3 separate regions of the Homo sapiens genome follow, and regions 1 and 3 are each linked to region 2. The links are chromatin contacts, found by Hi-C or POLR2A ChIA-PET in ENCODE. All regions are on one chromosome and are shown on one strand. Each heading gives the region's core, a stretch centred on a gene start or an enhancer-like site at or near the end of the contact. The rest is flanking DNA. Distances are from core to core; before and after follow the strand shown.

Region 1 (4,676 bases), core at 1,825-4,324, 95 kb after region 2:
TTCGGTATTTTGTTTCCACCGAGAGGGGAAAATAGCTTTAAATATAACTTCCAGGCCTGCTAGATATTCAATTTTGCCCACGCTTTAAATCCAATTAATGTGATATCCAAAGGCACCACTTTTTAACAAACCAAACAGATGGTGTATTTCACCTCCTTCGGTTACTAAGGAAAGTTAAGGGATGAATTGGATTTTTCATCTGGCACACGTAAAAAGGAACTTCAAATGGTTGTGTCTCATATCTAGCTGGGAGAATGGTGAACCGGCAAACAATTAGCTTACAAGATTGAATGGGTTTCAAGAAGAAAATGCAGGTGAGATCGGTTTTTATACTTAAAAATTTAAGAATAAAAGTATACTTTAAGTATAAAAGAATAAAAGAGGTAAGCTAAGGAAATGAAGCTTGCCTCCTATCAGAGTAAATAAATGAAAACAAATAGAAAGCCCCACAAGCCTTCCCTACTGGGCTAATGCAGTGCAAGAAGGGTCCCCATCCCTAAGGCAACAGGACAAGCAGGTAGTAGCTCAGACAACAGCATCTGGAATGGCCATGGCTTTATCCGTCACTCCTCCTTAACTCCTTGTCACCCATCCCTCCTCCCCTCCTCTTCTCTTTCTCCTCCACCCCTTTCTTCTTTTCATGTTATCAGAGAATACTCTGATAGTAAGTTAGGGTTACTACACCTCCACTGATCCCACAACTGGAATTTAACAACCTCATTCCCTCTGAGGCTAACATAGGAGGCAGTTTGACAGGAAAGCAAGAGTCTAGGAGTATCAAGGAAGAGCGGTAAAAGATGCTTGTTATTCCAAACTCTGATGTTCACCTCTAAGAGGCATTAGATGATTTCACTTAGTGAAAATGATCAATTTCTTGGCATCCCTCAAAATACCATGATTTATAACATCAATAAGAATTTGCATACATGTCCTTTAGTAAGTAAAAATATGCACAACTCTTCAGTCACCACAGGCCATTTGTGATGAACCTAGCCAGTAGCTTATTTGCTCACAGGAAGTATCAGTTACATCATGAAAAATCACAAAAGGCTGCTCTCATAGCTCCCATCTTCTGTGTCTTCCTCATCATTCCTAGGGAATTGGTTATCAGTGTGTGGACCTCACAGGTCTCATAGGTCAATGCCTGATGCTATAGAAAAGGTCTTAATCGGCCGGGTGCGGTGGCTCATGCCTGTAATCCCAGCACTTTGGGAGGCTGAGGCAGGCAGATCACGAGGTCAGGAGATTGAGACCATCCTGGCTAACACAGTGAAACCCCATCTCTACTAAAAATACAAAAAAATTAGCTGGGCGTGGTGGCAGGCACCTGTAGTCCCAGCTACTTGGGAGGCTGAGGCAGGAGAATGGTGTGAACCTGGGAGGCGGAGCTTGCAGTGAGCTGAGATGGCCCCACTGTGCTCCAGCCTGGGTGACAGAGCCAGACTCTGTCTCAAAAAAAAAAAAAAAAGGTCTTAATCACTCACTTAGCTCAACACCAGACTGCCTATATCAAGGGCAGGAGGAAACATGGCTCACCTGCTCTTCTGATCCCAACTTTTCCTGCCAAATGAATCAGTTGAAATAATAATAACAATAATTTATTTGGATGGAATTTTTGGTGCTCTGTGAGAATATGTACGAGCAGGCGATTTGATGGCACCCCCGTATAACAAGCCTTGACATTAACACTGATCAAACAAGAACATTAATAAATGTTTTTGTCTCCTAATATCTCTTATTAAGTGCAGGCAATAAATCAATTGTGCTGATTACATTCCACTGACCTGAAAAGAACGCTCTTCAGATCGTCTCATCTTTTTAGATGCTGGCTGTGTAACAATCAATAACTATTCACCTACAAACTTGTGTTGTGCATAGTAGGTACCCACTGAATGTTTGTTGAACTAAAAGAAAGACCCCTAAACTATATCTTACCAAAATCTCTTAAAGGCAATTCATAGGCATCTGAAACATTCCTAAGTGCGACAAAAACTAGCGTAATTATATTTATCAGGATCCACCTAAGAAGGCAGAAACCACTGTGGGTACATCAAAGAGAGAGAATTAAATTCCTTACATAGATAATAGATGCTAGGAAGCTGAACCAGGCACAGCGGTGTAACCCAGAGATCTGCATGAGCAGGGAGCTGCCACGTCTCCAAGGCTAGAAGGACAGAGAGAAAGATCATAGTTACCTGAGCCCAAGGGTCAGGTCACAGGAACCAGTGAGAACTATGGCAGCCAAGTGGGTAATGGAGGTGTGGAGTCGGGGGATGCTGCTTGAGGCAAAGAGGGACAGGAAAAACATCCTGGATTCTCCCTTCTTTCTTTCTCCTTTGTCCCTCACCAGTGCCTCCCCTCAGCCAAACCCTGCTGAAAAACAGCTTACAAGGAAGCCTGAGAAAGTCAGCCAGCAGGGTAAAGCTCTCAGTGATACAGAAGAGGGGAGAGAAGGGGAAGGACAGGGACTGGATCTGGAGCCGATGGCACAATGGTGGAGTGTCAGCTTAGGTAACATTAACACTAACTGGCTAAATACATTCAGAAAAGAGAGAGGCACTGTTGTCCCTGACACATTATAATGTAGGTGCTCAAAACAGCTTATGTCACATATACATTTAGCTATGCACACAAATATCAGAATGACTCAAAGAAGTCACCAAGAAGCTCATACACAAAATGGAGAATAGGAACATTTGAAATGACATAAAATAATTTTAGACACATTTCTCTCCAGCGTTGCCTAAACAATCAAAAGGGATCACTCTGCACATGTGTAGTGTTGAAATTGGCATCCTGAATCCAAGGCAGCTAACTACTTAATCTTCTTTCTCTTTAGGAAAGCAAAGGTTGGCAGCCTTGGGAAGCTGGCTGCCCACGGAATGCACATTTCCCACCAATCTATTTCGCCCAGGCTTTTTACCAGTTCTTGGAGCCTACGGTGTCTGGCTTGTGGCTAGACCACAATTCTGACAGGAATTGTGAGTGGGGGCCACGCCAGGCTGACTTCACCGTGATGATATCAGAGCTGAGGCGGGGTTGCCAGTCTCGACATGCTGATGTCAAAGCCAGCCCACTCCTCCAACCTGCTTGGTTTGTTGGCTAAAATAATTGGCCAACATTAAACCAGAGACTAAAGACCAAATGATTGTTTGAGGCCCCAGCAGACCTGTTTCCCAGCAGCTGCTCAAAGTAAGCACTTGATAGCACATCATGTACAATGAGGCAAGTGAGGCAAGATGTTGGAGTCAGAGAGATCTAGCTCCATATCCCAGTTGCTTGCTAGCACTATGGCTCTGGGCATCTCAAGCCATGCATCTGCAAATAGGTAGAATGATGTTAGGATTAAGGGCATGGTGCACATATAAACCTAGTACACTCTAGCATAGAGTAGGTATTCAGCCCACCACATCTCCTGAAAATATGAATGCTCAATAAAAATTAATCATCAATGGCCGGGTGCGGTGGCTTATGCCTGTAATCCCAGCACTTTGGGAGGCCGAGGAAGGTGGATCACGAGGTCAGGAGATCGAGACCATCCTGGTTAACGTGGTGAAACCCCGTCTCCACTGAAAATACAAAAAATTAGCCGGGCGTGGTGGCGGGCGCCTGTAGTCCCAGCTACTCGGGAAGCTGAGGCAGGAGAATGGCACGAACTCGGGAGGCGGAGCTTGCAGTGAGCCAAGATCATGCCACTGCACTCCAGCCTGGGTGACAGAGCGAGACTCCGTCTCAAAAAAAAAAAAAAATTAATCATCAATAATAATGATAATCCTTGGCTGGGTGTGGTGGTTCACCTCTGTAATCCCAGCACTTTGGGAGGCTGAGGCAGGCAGATCACAAGGTCAGGAGTTCGAGACCAGCCTGGCCAACATAGTGAAACCTTGTCTCTACTAAAAATACAAAAATTAGCTGGGTGTGGTGGTGTGCGCCAGTAATCCCAGCTACTGGGGAGGCTGAGGCAGGAGAATTGCTTGAACCCAGGAGGTGAAGGTTGCAGTGAGCCGAGATCATGCCACTGCACTCCAGCCTGGATGACAGAGCAAGACTCTGTCTCAAAATAAATAAATAAATAAATAAATAAATAAATAAAATCCATGAAGGAGATAGTTTTGCAAGGTGCAATATTGGGCTAATCACTAAAATAAAATTGCAATGTAAATGGCAAAATCAGTTGCCCAAATGTATTAGTCTGTTCTTACCCTGCTATAAAGAAATACCTGAGACCAGGTAATTTATAAAGAAAAGAAGTGTAATTGGCTCATGGTTCCACAGACTGTACAGGAACGTGGTGTCGGCATCTGCTCGGCTTCTGGGCAGGCCTCCAGAAAACTTACAAACATGGTGGAAGGCAAAGTGGCAGAGAGCACTTCAAACGGCCAGAGCAGGAGGAAGGGGGAGCAGGAAGGTGCCTCACACTTTTAAACAACCAGATCTCTCGTAAGAACTCGCCCACTATACAGTACCAGGATGGGTGGTGCTAAACCATTCATGAGAACAACGCCCCCATGATGCAGTCACCTCCCACCAGACCCTACCTCCAGCATTAGGGATTAAAATTGGACATGAAATTTGAACTGGGAGACAGATTTAAACCATAGCACCATGTGTGTTTAATAAATATGTCCTTCTCTTGCTTGAGACACAGAGTTCCCCAGGTTGTTTATTTGGCAACT
Region 2 (4,614 bases), core at 1,239-3,738:
TTAGTTGCAAAGTAATACAAACACCCATATGAATTTGGAAGCTTTCTGATTCCATGTCATGTATGGTCTTTGGTGGGTAATTCTTATTCTGGTCTGCAAAGTCCCAGTGGATACTAACTTATCCTGAAACTTTTCTGTAGCTGGAACTGTGTGTAAAACCCAGGGAGGTCCTTGATTCTGATTTCAGTGCATGATGGTTTCAGGCCTCTTGAAGAGCTGTCTTGATTCCAGTCTTTTCGCATTGGTAAGTGACACGTGCAAACTTCAGGATGAATTTGCTGTGGGTTTGTGCCATGGATTTTCCAGACTTCTTCCCCTTTCTGTTCCCTCACATATTCTTTTACATAAAACTGATTTCTGGCTCATCACAGATGTGGCTTAGTGTTGTTTTCCCGAGGACAAGAACAGTCTGATTTCCACCACTTGGGCTGCTGCAGAAGCCACATGACTCATTCATTTTGCGAGCTATTCAGATATTTTCTTTCTAAAATAAAGAGAATAGCACCTCTTTAATTTCTTTTTTCTTTTTCTTTTTTCTGTCTTTCTTCTTCTTCTTTTTTTTTTTTCTTTTTTTTTGCTTGTTTGATAGTTTACAATAGTATCTGCCTAAGGGACACTGTGAGTTGAATTGCTTCGGGCGCTCTTTTTAGCTACCTTGTTAGTTTTGACAACTCCACTGTCTAACAGAGAACTAGCAGGCAATCCTGGAAAATAGGCTATTTTTTAAAAAAAATCTAAAACACATCAGTGTTGTGTGTACCGCTAAGAAATTAAAAACCTGTGACATGGTACTCAGATGCACTCTGAGTTTAGAGATATTAAAATATGAAAAAGCTTGCATTTAGAATCAGTAGAGTATCGTGTATACACACACACAATTTTTGTTACTTTCACATTTTTGAGTGAGAAGAATATATGGATGGCATAAAATCCAAGAAGTTCCAAAATGGCACCCTTGTGCCAAGTCTTCCTGTTCACCATCTAAGAGACAGCCACTCTTACTGGGTTCTTCTATTGGGCATACATTTTATTGTCATCGTTATTGTTTGCTATTTAGTTTGTTTAAAGTCAGGTTTATGCAGATATACATACAGTAAGATTCACTCTTGTTAGTGTATGGTTCTATGAGTTTGGACAAGTTCACAGGTTCCCTCATGCTCCCTTGTACCCATCCCTTCCTTAGACCCCAGGCCTTGATAATTACTAATCTGTTTTCTGTCCTGATGGTTTTTCCTAGTCCAGATGTCATATCAATAGGACCACACAGTAGGTAAACTTTTGAGTGTGACTTTTTCACCTAGAATAATGCATTTGAAATTCATGCGTGTTGCGTGTATCCGAAGTTCATTCCTTTTTATGAGTATGTTTTCAAGTGCAACTCTTTTGAGCAATTTTTTTAACCTAAATTGTCTGTGGCTGATCTGTGAAAATTGTGTACTATTTCTGTTCTACAAACCTGCTCTAAAATCACATAGGCTGTATATTTTCCAGTGCAGTGACTACTGTGCAGCATCCATGTTAAACTCTTTGGTTTAATTATAATTTAAAGTGCCTTCAAGAGTGGGAAAAAGTGTTACCTTTTCAATACCTGTGAAGCAAAAAGTGGCTTTTGAGGATATGTTTTCAGCCTACCTTCTAAGAATATTCATGATTTAATCTTGGGCCTAGGGTGGCCTCTGGTATGTAATTTAGAAGGATCTGAACAAGGCTTACAAAAATGTATTTTCTCCAATTATGTTTCTTTATTTCTTTGTGTCTCTATATTTTTCTGTCTCTCCACTTTTTTCTCTTTGTCTCTCTCTTTCTCCTGGTAAAAAGTGTTTTCTCACCTAGCAAAAAAACAAATAGGAAATTGGTGCTTTTAAATTTGGATAACCTCGAAATTTATAAACAGTTTTTCTGGATCAATTGCTAGCCATAAACAAAAAAATTAATATGGAATGCATTAACTGGTAAGAGCGTTCTACAGAAAAGTAAATCAAGAAAGAGGACAGGGAGTGCCTGGGGAAAGGTGATCAGTGAGTGCCTCGCCCATACACCGTGTGATACTCAAGTACAGCAGATTCCAGGCAGAGGGGAGTAGCAAGGTTGACACCCTGAGATAGGAGCTTGCCCACACATTAACTCCTTTGCTAATGCTTTAAAAGGTAATCTGTTGGAGGTTCCTGATGATAGTAACTGTAAATCCTGAATATCCTTTGGATTAAAAACAAAAACATAACAAAATAGAAATATCAAAGGCCACAGAAAGCCCTAAATTTTGTCTTCACTGAAACTTCTATATTCTTGAGGACAATGACCTTGTCAGGGTTCCTTTAATAGAAGCTCTAACCACTAAATCACAATGCTCCTGCTCCAGCCTCTCAGACTACTCAAAGAGATTGTTGACTCTAATCCCACTTCATTTTTAGTTGAACCAAGGTTATAATGGAAACACACACACACAAACACACACACACACACACGCTGTACTTTGTGAATGACCCACAAGCCCTCAAATCAAAAAGTCAACTGGAAAGAATGTCTGTGGGTGTGCTATTGCAAAACAGAATAAAATGTTTTCATGATTTATGGCTATATTTTAGAAAGATAATCTCAGAAGCACTTTCCATATTTTCCTCTCATTTCTTGCTGTTGTTTCTCTAAAATCTCTTTCCACTCTTCCTGACTTTCCTCCACAATCATTGACATTAACTGAGTTACATGGAGGGGAGATCTTCACCTGGAGCCTGTAGTTTCAGGCTTGAATTATTTTGCAGGAGAGTTTGATAAGTAATTCCTCAGTGGATCTCCCGTTAGGTCCTATGGCACTTAAGGTATTTTTGAAATAAAGCAACATATTCATTCCCCCCAAAACTCCACATTTTGTAAACTTTTGCACCAAATATAACGAAGTTTATGAAAAAAAAAAAAGATGAGGAAGGGGAAGAGGCAAAGTGTTCAGTGTCCATGCATTTTTTCATCTAGAGCACCAAGGAAAGCAATGATTGGAACCTGGGGAAGATATCATGAACATTCCTGGTGACAGACACTAAAAGTGAATAAAACTGCCAGGGTGAAGACAGCCGCAATACTTGGATTGGCTCAGAGCTGCAAAAGCTGAGTCCAGTCTGGACGGAAGTGGTTACTCTTAAGTTGCCAACTTGCCCTGAGACCAGAGCAGCACAGAGTTGGGAGCCCAAATCTTGACATGGGGTGGAAGGAGGAAAGCCTGACTGTAAAAACTTGTTTCTCATTTTTTTAAAAACATAGCTTAAAGGGCTCCTTCTATGATAGCAGCAGCCAAGTTAAGAGATTTTTTCCTTTCCTACGAAGATTATAATCCTACTTTTACCTTTCTGTCTCCTCTTTTCCAGGAAAATTTGTGCATGAGCTAACATGATTTTCCTATGACACTGATGGCATTTCCCTATTTACCATTTGTTTGTGAACTTCTTCACATTACACAAACAACACACTGCAGGAGAACAGACTGTACTTGACCAGTTAGAAATGGGATTCTCTTAAACTCACAACTTTAATCATTGCCTAGATATAATAACAATGGTAACAATAATAGGGTTGGTTAACTATTTAGTGCTTTCCATGGGCCAGGCACTTTGTTAAAAGTTTTATAGCTATCACCATATTTAATTGTTGCAGTGATCCCATGTCTAAGGAATTTCTATCCCTATTTTCTGCATGATGGAATGGGAGCTGAAGAAAGCTGGATAACTGTACCCATGTTACATAGCCAGCAATGCAGAACTCAAAATTCATTTCCAAAACTCATGCTTGCCTCCAAACCATCTCTCTCTTTTTTAAAAATTTTATTTATTTATTTATTTATTTATTTATTTTGTGAGACGGAGTCTCACTCTGTCTCCCAGGCTGGAGTGCAAATGGTGCAATCTCGGCTCACTGCAAGCTTCGCCTCCCGAGTTCATGCCATTCTCCTGCCTCCGCCTCCCGAGTAGCTGGGACTACAGGCGCCCGCCACCACGCCTGGTTAATTTTTTGTATTTTTAGTAGAGACGGGGTTTCACCGTGTTAGCCAGGATGGTCTCGATCTCCTGACCTCGTGATCTGCCCACTTCGGCCTCCCAAAGTGCTGGGATTACAGGCATGAGCCATTGCACCCAGCCCAAACCATCTCTCTCGAGTCTCTAAACTTTGAGCTGAGTCTTGAAATTCTTATTAATTATAACATTGACTTGAGACCAAGAGAAAATTATGAAGTAGGCAAGTTTTGTTGCCAGTGGCCCTTCCACGGCCATTTGTCACTACTATCGCCCCTCACTCCCATTATCCACTTCTGTTCTCAAATATCTGTTGTTTCTGACCAATTCCTCTTCACATCCTGGTTACCTGGATTCCGTGCCCTCCCATCCACCCCTAAACTAGCTCCTTCTGAAGTGCCCATGCCACAGAATTCTTCTCTGAGCAACATTTATGATTCCTGTGTTCCGTGTGCCTCAGGTTCCCAATCTCTGCATTCCAAAGGAACAGCTATACACTCTTAGCAGTGCATGTGTAGCATCCAACATCAGCAGGTGCATTTCACACATCGTTCTGTGCTGCATTTTACTAAATGTACTGCAACCAGAATGCCCAGAGAGGTCCACAGAAAACCCC
Region 3 (4,721 bases), core at 379-2,878, 85 kb before region 2:
CATCTTACCCCAGACTGTCCTCTCTCTTCGCTCCTCTGCTCCAGACAGGATGGTTTCCATGTGCTGCTTCTCTGCGATCTTTCTTTCCTCTTATGTCTTTCATTATGAAACCAAAGTGCTAGAGGGATTGGGGACTATGGGGGACCGACAAAATCCCATGTTCATGAAGAAGGAAGAGAATGCTCGTGGGAGGGGGGCTGAGGCCTGCAGACATGGGGATGGAAAGTTGCCGCCTTAGTCATCTGAGGCTGCTCTAACAGGATACCATACACTGGGTGGCTAATAAGCAACAGATGTTTGTTCCCACAGTTCTGGGGGCTGGGAAGCTCAAGAGCAAGGCACCAGCAGATTCAGCATCTGGTGAGGGTCTGTTTCCTGGTTTGTATAGAAGGTGCCTTTTCCCTGTGTCCTCATATGGTGGGAAGGGCAAGGCAGCTCTCTGGGGCCTTTTTTATAAGGGCACTGATCCCACTCATGAGGACTTTCATGCCCTGATCATTTCCCAAAGGCCCCACCTCCTAATAATACCATCACATTCAGACGGCAGCAGCCTCCTCTTCATTCTGAAAACCTCCCTCAATAACAATCTTTGTTTCAAAAGGATTTCAAGGCAGAGATTTTGATACCCACTGGGGCTTTTATCCTGTTTTTCAGAGGTTTGAGAGGGTTGACAACAGCTGTGGTTGGAATAAGAGGAGTTAATGGTAATGGAAAGGAAGTTGACACCTGAGGAGGACAGTTGGGGTCACAGGATAAAGTGCCTACAAGGTTTCTATCACTGGGAAAGCTGACTGGCTAACCCTGGCTGCTTGGAACGCCGTGTCTATGCCATTCCACCTTCCTCGCAACTTGGCAGGTCTTCATCCAGACTCCATCCCTGCATTACCTTTCCTGGTCTCCATTAAGATGCAGCCTTCCCGAGGACAAGGGAACTGCTGGGCGACTTAGACAGTGAGGCCCTTTGCTGCTCATCACAACCAGCGTCTCTGGAACCCCAGAAAGGCAGCCTGGGATCAGGCGGAGGCAGACATTACTTATGGATGAAGGGGTAGAGAGCGAGTCAAGGGGTAGAGAGAGGGTCTAGGTGTAAAACGGGCACCAAACCACCACACAGGACTACCCCAGTCAGGATAAAAGGTGAGGCTATTTAAGCATCAGAACGTGCTCCCTCGACCCCAGAGCCTGCCCAGAATGTTGGGGGCTGCCACCTGCTTGCCTGCGAGGCCTCCATGCTCTCGGGCGCTCATGTTCCCATCTGCTTGCTGCAGCACTAATGAAGAAACTCGACTGCCAGGCATGCTTGGAGGAATAACTCATGAAACAGATTGTAAAGCCGGGGCCCATGACTTGCTCTTTTGGGACTTGGCACTTACGTCTCTTTTTCCATTTGCACCGACTGAGCAGGAGGCCAGGCCTCCCCGCCCGGGCCTTGCGAGCGAGGCCCCTTTCCTCTGTCCGCCAGTTCTCCCACTCGGCCCCCACACCCCCAGGAGGAGATGCAGGGGAGCTCTGCTGACGCCGAGGCCGCGCCTGCTCCACATTCCAAGCGGGACACGGCCTGAGTCCCGTGGGCCCTGCCCGGAGGCCCCTGGGTGTGAATCTGTTTCTCCCCTCTCGCTGGCTGCCGCGCCGCCTTCAGGCTTTTTTTTTTCTCGCTCTCTCTCGCCGTTCCCCGGGCAGGCAGCGTCTGCTTTTCAGCGCGCGGACATTTCCGGCTGGCGGGGGACAGAAGGGACCGCGGCCAGCCAGTTCCCGTTCCCGTTCCCGCCTGGCTGCAGGCGCAGCTGCGATGACTTCATGACTCTGCAATGGCCGCGGGGCCGGGAAACAGGGCCGGGATTGTATTAACGGGATGGAAAGTAGCAAGTTTGAAAGAGACCCGTGGCAGACTCCACCTCCTGCCTTACTACCTTTTTTTCAAAAATTGCTCTTATCTCCAGCAAAAACTCCCTGAGTGCCTTTTCCCTCTCCTGGCAGCACTGGAAGGAGGGCCGCCTTGGAAAACGTGTCCTCCTCAGACCTGAGTCCCCCGGGCCCTCCTCAGCCAGGATCAATGTAGAGGGAATGCCAAATACTCAACCGCCTTTAGGTGGGGTTTTAGGTTTGAGGGGAAATAATGAAATTTTGCATTTGAATCTGAAAATGAGTCTGGCAGCCTGAGTGGTTGGGTGAAGAAATGGCCCTGTTTCTCCTATTAGCTTGTCCTCCCACCTCGGGGAGAGTCTGACCCGGTGAGGTGGCCACAAGACCCTAAGAGCCCTGCTCCACCGAGTTCCAGAACGCGGAGAACTGAGACCCAGGCACCACGTGACTTGATTGTCAAGCTGCCTGACATTTCAGTGTGGTGGCAATGGACCTGGTGTGCCTGGGTGGGAGGAACATGTGGACATGGATTGTCAGATATGACTATGTACGTGGTGGCATTGCTTGTGATGGTGAAAAATTGGATTGTTTATCAACAGGGAATCAAACAGGGAATAAGTAAAGTGTGTGTGTGCTGTATTTATATGATGGAATTGTATACAGCAGTTAAAATAAATAAAAGTGATCTAGTTGAACTAGCCTGGGATAAGGCTCAAAAAAAAAATGAGCAATTTGCAGAATGAAACTGCAGTATGAAACCATTTATGTAAGAAAAGAATGAGGGCGAGGGAGAGAGAAAGAAGAAAAGAAAAACAAGAAAAACCCTCATGAAGAAATACCGCTCTCTGTGCTGCACTATAGGCTACTATAGACCATATATAAAAGGACTGCAAGGCTAAATCCCCAAACCCCAAACTATCCAAGGGGAGGGTTCAGAGGGATAGAAATTGGAGAATGTGGTCAAAAGGCACTTTTGAGTAAATGTCCTAATATTTCAGAAGAGAATGAATTCACTTATTTCTTATGTAATTAAAAATTCATTACAAAATAGGGGAAAATGAAGTGTTAGTGGTTTACAAACTTCATCCATCCAGATTGAGCAGATGTGGAGCTTTGCCATTGACTTATTTGTGAGTAATTAGTGGTTTCGGTTTTTTTTTCTTTTGCTGAGATGCAGCAAATTGATATGATTAAAAGGGTGAGACAAGGTATGTGTGAGTGTGCGTGTTCATAAATCAACAGGTGACTGTGTTAAGTAACCCTCAAGAGAGTCCTTTTTCAAGTAGTTAGTCTGTCATACGTGGCCTTGCTGAGCCGCAGGGTCATCATCCCGTCAGGCCAAACACGGGGCTGCAGCATTTATTGCTCTAATTGTGCTGTTTAGAAACAGGTGACACACAAAGGCTAGGGAGCCCTGATCTGTTTTTGGAGACCTGCCGTCTCCCTTTGTACCTTCCACTTGGAAAATCTTGCAGGTAGACATCAATTAGCAATGCAAACACCATGTTGGAAATTCACTTTATTTGGGGGCTTGTTGGGGGGGGGTGGTCAGGTAAGTGAATAATTTAGCTAAGAATTCTGCAAACCCAAAGGTAGTGATTACTATAGACAGAGATTTTAAAATATGGATGAAGCTTGTGTGTGTGTGTGTGTGTGTGTAGAATTAACAATACAAAATTTTAAAATTATTTTAAAAACATTCTTTTATTAAAGGAGAATATTTAAAATTAGAAAATAAATTATAAACTTATTAGGAAATAGCTTGCTTATGTTTTAGAATCAGTATGAATATTACTAGTTGTTTTCAAAAATAATATTTTCCCTAACTATAATAGTTATATTCTCATTGTAGAAAACTCAGTAAAGAAAAGTGTAAACAACACAATTAAAAGCAAACAAAAATGAAGCAGTAGCTAACTCCTGATGGTTGAATTATGGATGTTTTCTTTTAGACTTTTCTATTATAAATATAACAAAATCTCCATCCTACTGGTGATATTACTTTGTAGCCTGTTTTTATCATACTGTTAATATGTGAGAGGCCCCCAATCCAGAAGTTTTCCTGTACCTCCTTCCAGCCAGTTTCCTACCCACCCCAGGCATTGGTGGCCACTGGTCTGATTTTTATCACTATCGTGTTGCCTTTTTCGGAATGTGATATGAATGGCATCATACAGTATGTAGCCTTTTGTGACAAGCTTCTTTCATTTATCATAATGCTTTTAGAGTCTTCTATGTTGTTTCAAATATCAGAAGTTCTGTCTTTTGTGCTGAATAGAACCCCATTGTATGGGCATATTACAATTTGTTTATCTATCATTTGCGGGGATTTGCTGAACATTTAGATCTAGTCTGTGGGTCAAAGTCTGTCACCTGTTTTGGAATACTCTTGGATATTATTTCTTCAAATAATGCTCTGCCCCATTTCAGCCTCTCCTCTCCTTCTGGGACTCAAGTTGCAGCTGTGCTAGGGAGCATTTGATTGGGTTCCTTATATCTCTTATGCTCTATTTTGTTCTTTTCCTTTTTTTCTCTTGGTGCATCAGTTGGATCTTTTCTGTAGATTTCAACTACACTGTATTTTTTCTTTCAGATCCTTGAATATTTCTGATGCTATTGCTATGAGGCTGGTGCAAATAGAATCTGAAATTTTACTTCCATCCCTTTTTTGCCTGGTTAATTCTTAGTCATCATCTAGATTTTGCTTCCCCAGGAATGCCTTCTCTGACCTCCAAGATGAAGCCGGATGACAGCCCCTCAAAGTACTAAGCCTCTTTCCTCTTGAACACTAACCAAAGTTGCAGAATTTGTCTGCCTTCCTCTCTAGACCATAAGCTTTACAGGGCAGAGATTGGTCT

Evidence for each region. A loop is a pair of places that touch in the nucleus more often than their neighbours do. ChIA-PET counts read pairs that join two places held with the same protein, here RNA polymerase II (POLR2A). Pooled maps may share reads with other maps.
Region 1: a loop to region 2 is called in a map of tibial artery, with 2.1 times the contacts of the local background. The contact joins two enhancer-like sites. A Hi-C loop is called at or near these places in 1 of 168 maps with a recorded cell type or tissue (tibial artery). POLR2A ChIA-PET finds 5 or more read pairs at or near these places in 1 of 52 experiments (MCF 10A).
Region 3: a loop to region 2 is called in a map of ascending aorta, with 2.5 times the contacts of the local background. The contact joins the promoter of LINC02872 here to the enhancer-like site in region 2. A Hi-C loop is called at or near these places in 1 of 168 maps with a recorded cell type or tissue (ascending aorta) and 8 of 50 pooled maps. POLR2A ChIA-PET finds 5 or more read pairs at or near these places in 1 of 52 experiments (WTC11).

Annotation. Positions count from the first base shown.
Region 1 is chr9:86,966,978-86,971,653 of GRCh38, reverse strand. All of the region lies in intron 2 of GAS1RR (GAS1 adjacent regulatory RNA), which reads right to left. Among named protein-coding and RNA genes, the nearest start is that of GAS1RR, 21 kb to the right of the region's middle. RefSeq lists an enhancer at 1,556-1,725. Within about 2 kb of position 3,074, at least 4 of the 41 ENCODE cell types and tissues checked have a DNase peak (open chromatin) inside an H3K27ac peak, as active enhancers do.
Region 2 is chr9:87,061,950-87,066,563 of GRCh38, reverse strand. LOC124902196 (a long non-coding RNA gene) reads right to left here. Exons shown (of 2, transcript XR_007061638.1): 2 at 1-484. Among named protein-coding and RNA genes, the nearest start is that of LINC02893, 22 kb to the right of the region's middle. Within about 2 kb of position 2,488, at least 6 of the 41 ENCODE cell types and tissues checked have a DNase peak (open chromatin) inside an H3K27ac peak, as active enhancers do; they include ascending aorta, where a contact is called at or near this core.
Region 3 is chr9:87,145,551-87,150,271 of GRCh38, reverse strand. LINC02872 (long intergenic non-protein coding RNA 2872) reads right to left here and starts at 1,628. Exons shown (of 2, transcript NR_161226.1): 1 at 1,374-1,628. RefSeq lists enhancers at 1,009-1,516, 1,517-2,025.